2 separate regions of the Mus musculus genome follow, and region 1 is linked to region 2. The links are chromatin loops, found by intact Hi-C in ENCODE. Cell type or tissue: left cerebral cortex. All regions are shown on one strand. Each heading gives the region's core, and the rest is flanking DNA. Links, peaks and the distances in the headings are about the cores only.

Region 1 (2,912 bases), core at 186-2,685, 55 kb before region 2:
AATTCCAAATCCAGCCAAGTTGGTGGTAACGAAGACTCAATATCACAAGTTTTACCCAAAAGTGCTACAGTGTACATCCTTATACACTCTCTTGGTGATCATATGTACACACTCCATGTCTCTCCTGCTGCAAGCAGTGGGAAGCTTTGGGAGATACCACCAACTACTAGTCAAAGCTACGCTACACTTCCCCCAGCCCTGAATGAGGGCTCAGGGAGCTGAATGTCTGCCTTCCTCAGTCAGGCAGGCAGGAGGCAGGGTAACAGAGTCCCACTGTGGCCATCTGCTTTACCTTGAAGAGTAATCATGTAGCCATTTTTTAAACAGCTGACCCAGAGACGCTAAGTAACAAGGAGGGCTAACAGGGGATACATCAATCTCCCTGGAAAGGGGAAACAGAATAGACATTGCAGGTAGACAGGGTTGGAGTGGGGACCAGAACAGGAAGGATCAGGTAGGGGAGGATAGAGGGAGAAGACATTGAGAGACTACTGGAATTGGGGGGACATCTTGGGGATGAACTAAAAATCTAATACAATGGAAACTCCCAGGAATCTATAAGGGTGACCCTAGCTAACACTTCTAGCAATGGAGGATACAGAGCCTGAACTGGCTATCTTCTGCAACCAGACAAGACTTCCAATGGAGAGATTGGGACACCAACCCAGCCACAAAACCTTTGACCTACAATTCGTCCTGCCTACAAGATGTGCTGGGATAAAGGTGGTATAAAAATTGTGGGAGTGGCAACCAATGGTCCAGCTTGAGACCCATGCCATATGAGGGAGCCCACCTCTGACACTGCCTGGAATGCCAGGATCCAGAGGCTGGATAGCCCAGAGATCTAAGATAAAACCAAACACTGTTTTGTTTTGTTTTGTTTTGTTTTGTTTAAAAAAAAAAAAAAGCAATGAACTGATTCCTAATGATATTCTGCTCTACTCATAGACTGGTGCCTAGCCCAATAGTCATCAGAAAGGCTTCACCCAGCAACTGATGGAAACAGATGCAGCGGAGACCCACAGCCAAACATTAGGCAGAGCTCAGAAATTCTGCGGAAGAAGGGGAAGAATGATTGTAAAAGCCAGAGTGGTCAAGGATGCAAGAAAGCCCAGAGTCAACTAACCTGAGCTCACAGGGCCTCAGAGAGACTGAACTGCCAACCTAGGAGCCTAGATGGGGCTGACCTAGGCCCTCTGCACATACGTTGTTACAGTTGTGTTCCTTGGTCTTCTTGTGAGACTCCAAACAGTGGGGGTAGGGGCTGTCCCTGACTCTTTCATCTGCTTTTGGGACCCTTTCCTCATACTGGGTTGCCTTGTCCAGCCTTACTATGAGGGGAGGTGCCTAGATTTGCTGCACATTGATATGCCATGATTGGTTGGTATCCATGAGAGGCCTGCCCTTTTCTGAAGAGAAGGAGGGGTTGGAGGGAAGGACAAACTGGGAGCAAAGAAGGGAGAGAAAATTGTGGTCAGGGTGTAATATATGAGAGAATACATAAAGAAAATAAATAAGATTCCTAGGCATATTATATATCAAATATGTATACATAAAATACATAAATGAAGTTTCTTCTACCATGTAGGTCAAACAGTTTGAACTTTATCCAGGACCTGGGGGGGGGGGGGAGTCATCTGCCACAAGACAGTGTAGCTAAAGGTCTCTCCACTAGGAGTACCATGCAGCTTGGGCTTCTAGCCTCCGAAACTTTATCCATTTCTAATCCGAAATGCTTCATTACAGGAACAAAAACAAGTTAACAGCATGTCTCAAACATTAGTTGCGTTGAGCAGGATTCTGACATCAGAGCCCAAAATAATTAATAATCCTCCACCATCCTCAGCTCTGAGCAATGTCTACTTCAACAAAGAGCAAGAGGGGAAAGTCACTACTTTATTACTGCAACTGTCTCTTCAATTCACGTGTCTAAAATCCACATCATTTAACACTTTTCTTAAATGTGTAAGAAAGATCTTTAAGGGGGAAGTTATGAGTTCAGTGTTTTCTAAAACACTGAAAATAATAGACTAAAAATAACAGACTCCACAAATTATGCAATGTTTTCCACAATGTAAAAAACAAAACAAACAAACTAACCAGGTCATTCTAGCCAAAGAGTGGAGACGGGAAACTGTGTGTGCACAATGTTGCCACACACCCAGCAAGTCTAATCCTCTTCCCAAACGCCTTCTAGTCCTCCGGCCCAGAACTGCTGATCTCTTTTTGGTTTCCCCCAGTAAGAGGACTGGTAAACTAGAGATTCTACACACACAAACACAATCTCTTGGGCACATGTGTGAGCCCTTTTCATAAAACAAAAATTTACAGATCAATTCAAGATGGAACGTTAGAGGGGCTAAATAGAAGAACAGTATTAAACTAGTTCTGTTAGATGAGTAGAGTTTGTAGAGCAAACAGTTACTGAATCCTCTTTCTCCCCCATTTATGATATGACTCAAAATAGAATTTGTGCTCTTCTAAAACATATGCAACATGGGGAAGAACAAGTCTGCTAATTTCAGAGGCTACGATGAGCAAGATGCTTCCCAACTGGCTTCTAGGCTGTAAGCTCATCTTCTGACCCAGCCAGAGCCCACTGGTGAACTTGAATGCTCAGGAGAATAACAACTCTCAAACACCCTCCTACCCATCCCTCCCTTTCCAAAGTGAGTAGGTTTGGATCTACAGCCTCACTTGTGAGGACTCTACTGTTCAGTTCATCACTGGGCTGTATCTCTAGCCTTTTAATTTATTTTAAAATAGGTTCTAACCTGCTCAAGCTAGCCTTGAATTTTTGATTTTCCTTAGTCTTCCACATAGCTGAGGATTGCAAGTCTGTACCACAAGACCTAGCTCAATAAAACTTGCAAAGTCAGCTCCCTGACCCCAAATAACGGCCAAAGGCTTAA
Region 2 (2,912 bases), core at 150-2,649:
ACATGGAGTGAGAAACCTACAGTAATGAGCTGGGCATGGATCTCAGAACTCTACTGGGAAGGTAGAAACAGGGAGATCAGGAGTCCAAGAGTTCAAGGTAATCCTCAGCTACTACAGGGAGTTCAGACCAACCTGGACTACAAATAAGACCATGTCTCAAACAACAACAACAAAAAGTACAATCCTAAGAATGTACAAAGGGAAATGTAAAGACTATCCACAAATATACAGAGTAAAATAATTCTCCGTGGGATAGTTCTAAGTTATCCAATTGCACCCAAAGGACCTAATTCTGTCCTTCCTCTGCACATCCCAAGGTCCCTTCGCGCTATTCCATTTCCAAGTATCACTATCCTTAGCCAATGTGAAGGCAGTCAGCAAATAATAGGCCCCAGGCAAAAGAAAGGGAAAGCAATGAGAACACACTATTAACTAAGATTGACATAGGGGAAAAAAGACCAGATGTGTGCACACTCCAAGTGAACACACTCACCAGCATCTCTATCCAGTGGTCCCTCTTTACCATCCAGTGCTAAACCACTAAGTCTTCCCATTCTTCTATGGCTTTCAGATTGACCTAATGATCCCTCTGCCTGGCAGACTTCTTCTAAGGGAAATAAAAGCCAGCAAACAAAAGGATTCAAAAATAAACGCCCAGGAAATCCCTTGTGCCCAAATCAACAGAGGTAACAGGGTGGCTTCTGCAAAGGAGACAAGAGGCACACAGCATACATGCCAGCTCCTTCCCTGCCACAGGAAGTCAAGGCAGAGCACGGAAAGTCTCCTAGTACTGCAGAGATTTCCAAGAGTGGTGTAATGGAGAGAGCACAGAAATAGAAATCAGAACCAGCTAACTGGGTGGCTTTAGGCAAGTCACTAGTTTTCTCTGGACTTCTAACTCCCTATCAATAAAAATGAGGCAGTTAAAATACGCTGAAACTTGAACACACCCTCCCCCCCCCCAAAAAAAAAGATACAAAGTATTGACTCAATGCACATTAAGCCATTCTGCATAACTCTTCCGAGTACATTAGACTGAGAACTCCTGGTGGAAAAGATGATGGCGTTTCTGGTCCCTTCCATCTCTAACATTCTACGATTCTAAAAGAATTAGAAAGCATCCCGTTGCTGCTGTGAGCCTCTCCATTTCGTAGCCAATATTTTCTAAACAGAGAGCAAATCCTAAAGCCCTTAAGGATGCATTACCTTCTTCAAACTAAGTACTAACCGCCTGTATCAATATCTTTGTCATTTCCCACCCTCAACAATCAAGCTAACACTGGAGGCCACAACTCAGAAACCAGTCTCCTAACAGCCCTATAAATTTTCTTTTCTACCTCAGGATACTAAGGAGTTTACTCCGCATCCTACGAACGTAGGATGCAATGGGTAAAGCACAGGCGGGATCTGCCTGGTGTCTCTCTCCAGACTTAATAACATGCTGCACAAAACTGAGACAGAGCATCACACTACCAAACTCCGCGGACTTCTCAAGACTGCTCGAGTAACTGATTGAACCCACAAGCTAAGCCACATCCCCTTTCGGGCTCGCTCTCTCTCCAGGAGTTGGCTGGCTTTTCAGTCTGTTCTCCACATGCCGTTCCCCCTTTCCTCATCCCAGTGTAAACCAAAAGGCGCCCTTCTTCTCCGGAGCTTTCCCACCACCAGCTTCCCTCGCTCTCAGCTCGGCCCAACAGCTCTCCTCTGGACAAATCGACCCAAGAACCCTCAACTTCTCAACAAACTGAGCACAGGCTTAAGAAATGGACTGCATCCCGATCCTGTTCAATCCCAACTCCAAAAGGAAAAAAAAAAAAATCCCACTCCCTCGCGCTGCCTCCGGGGCCCCTCCAGCCCCTGCACCCGGCCCCAAGCCCACTCTCCAGCCAGGCCCACCCGGCGCCCGGAGGCCCGAGCCCGCCGCGGCCCTCCGTAACCGGGCGCCCGTCCCGCGCGGTCACCTGCATCCCGCCGTCGGCCGCCTCCTCTGTGCGTGGCCGCTTGCTCAGGCCGGGCTCGGGTCCGTCTGCCCCCGCTCCGGGCACCGGCAACTCCACCTCCGACTCCCGCTTCATGCCCCGGGCGGCAGCGCCGGGCCCGAGCTGAGGCGGCTGCTGCTGCGCCTGGCCGCCTTCCGCCATCCGCCCGCGCCCCCTTCGCCACCGGGAGCCGGGCGACCCGCGACAGGCCACCTCCCCCTGGGCCTCGGTGCCGACAGTCGCGACAGGCGGGCGCGCGCCGGCCCCGCCCCCCGCGTGCGTGTGTGCGTGCGCGTCGGTCCGGAGCCCGGCTTCGGCTTCGGCTTCACTACCGCTCCGACTCAGGTTATGGCTCCGGCTTCGGCTTCGGCCCCGGCTCCGGCTTCTGCTCCGGCTTCGCGCCGGCCGCTCGCTCGCTCTCTCACTCGCACGCGCGTGCGCCGATCCCTCGGTCCCTTGGTCCTTCAGTCCCGCGCTCCCTCACCACTCGCCAGCCGTGCGGGGAAGGGGACGGCCTGGGCTCCCAGCTTGGGGAGGGCTGTTTATTTGGGAGGAGGAGGAGCGCGAGGCCGCAGCGAGCTGACTGGTCGGGATCCTCCGTCCCGCCACTGTGGCAGCGCCGGGAAGGCGGGGAGAGAGAAAGGAGAGAAGGAGGGAGGAACCTGGATGTGTGGGACTCGGGCCGCCCGCGCGAGAGGAGGCTGTAGTGAGGGGGCGTGGCTACGCCCCTCGGCAATCTCCGTCGCCTCCGCGCGGGCCGCCCGCGGGAGGCCGGGAAGGACTCGGAAAAGCTCGGGAAGCTCGGGGATGCTCTGGGAAGCATGGAGAGAGAAGGGGCCGCCTCTTTTAAGGCGGTGGCCGGGGGGCGGAGCTTGAAGGGCAGGAGTTCGGGGGAGCAACTTGGACTAGTTGCACTAGTGAGAAGTGATGACC

Evidence for each region. Peaks named below come from ENCODE experiments on the same cell type or tissue, not always from the same donor. Only the 100,000 strongest peaks of a DNase experiment are listed, where the experiment ranks them.
Region 1: it touches region 2 in a loop (2.3-fold over the local background); 7 of 42 quality-filtered maps call a loop at or near these places.

What each region holds. Positions count from the first base shown.
Region 1 is chr15:77,249,766-77,252,677 of GRCm38, forward strand. All of the region lies in intron 1 of Rbfox2 (RNA binding protein, fox-1 homolog (C. elegans) 2), which reads right to left. Among named protein-coding and RNA genes, the nearest start is that of Rbfox2, 56 kb to the right of the region's middle. In left cerebral cortex, for the core only: a CTCF peak has its summit at 1,682; no DNase peak of the experiment used is centred there; H3K27ac peaks cover 986 bases.
Region 2 is chr15:77,304,403-77,307,314 of GRCm38, forward strand. It overlaps Rbfox2 (RNA binding protein, fox-1 homolog (C. elegans) 2), which reads right to left and starts at 2,651. Exons shown (of 14, transcript NM_053104.6): 1 at 1,962-2,651. The coding sequence starts at 2,141. In left cerebral cortex, for the core only: no CTCF peak of the experiment used is centred there; DNase peaks (open chromatin) are centred at 1,548, 2,284 and 2,615; H3K4me3 peaks cover 2,320 bases; H3K27ac peaks cover 1,516 bases.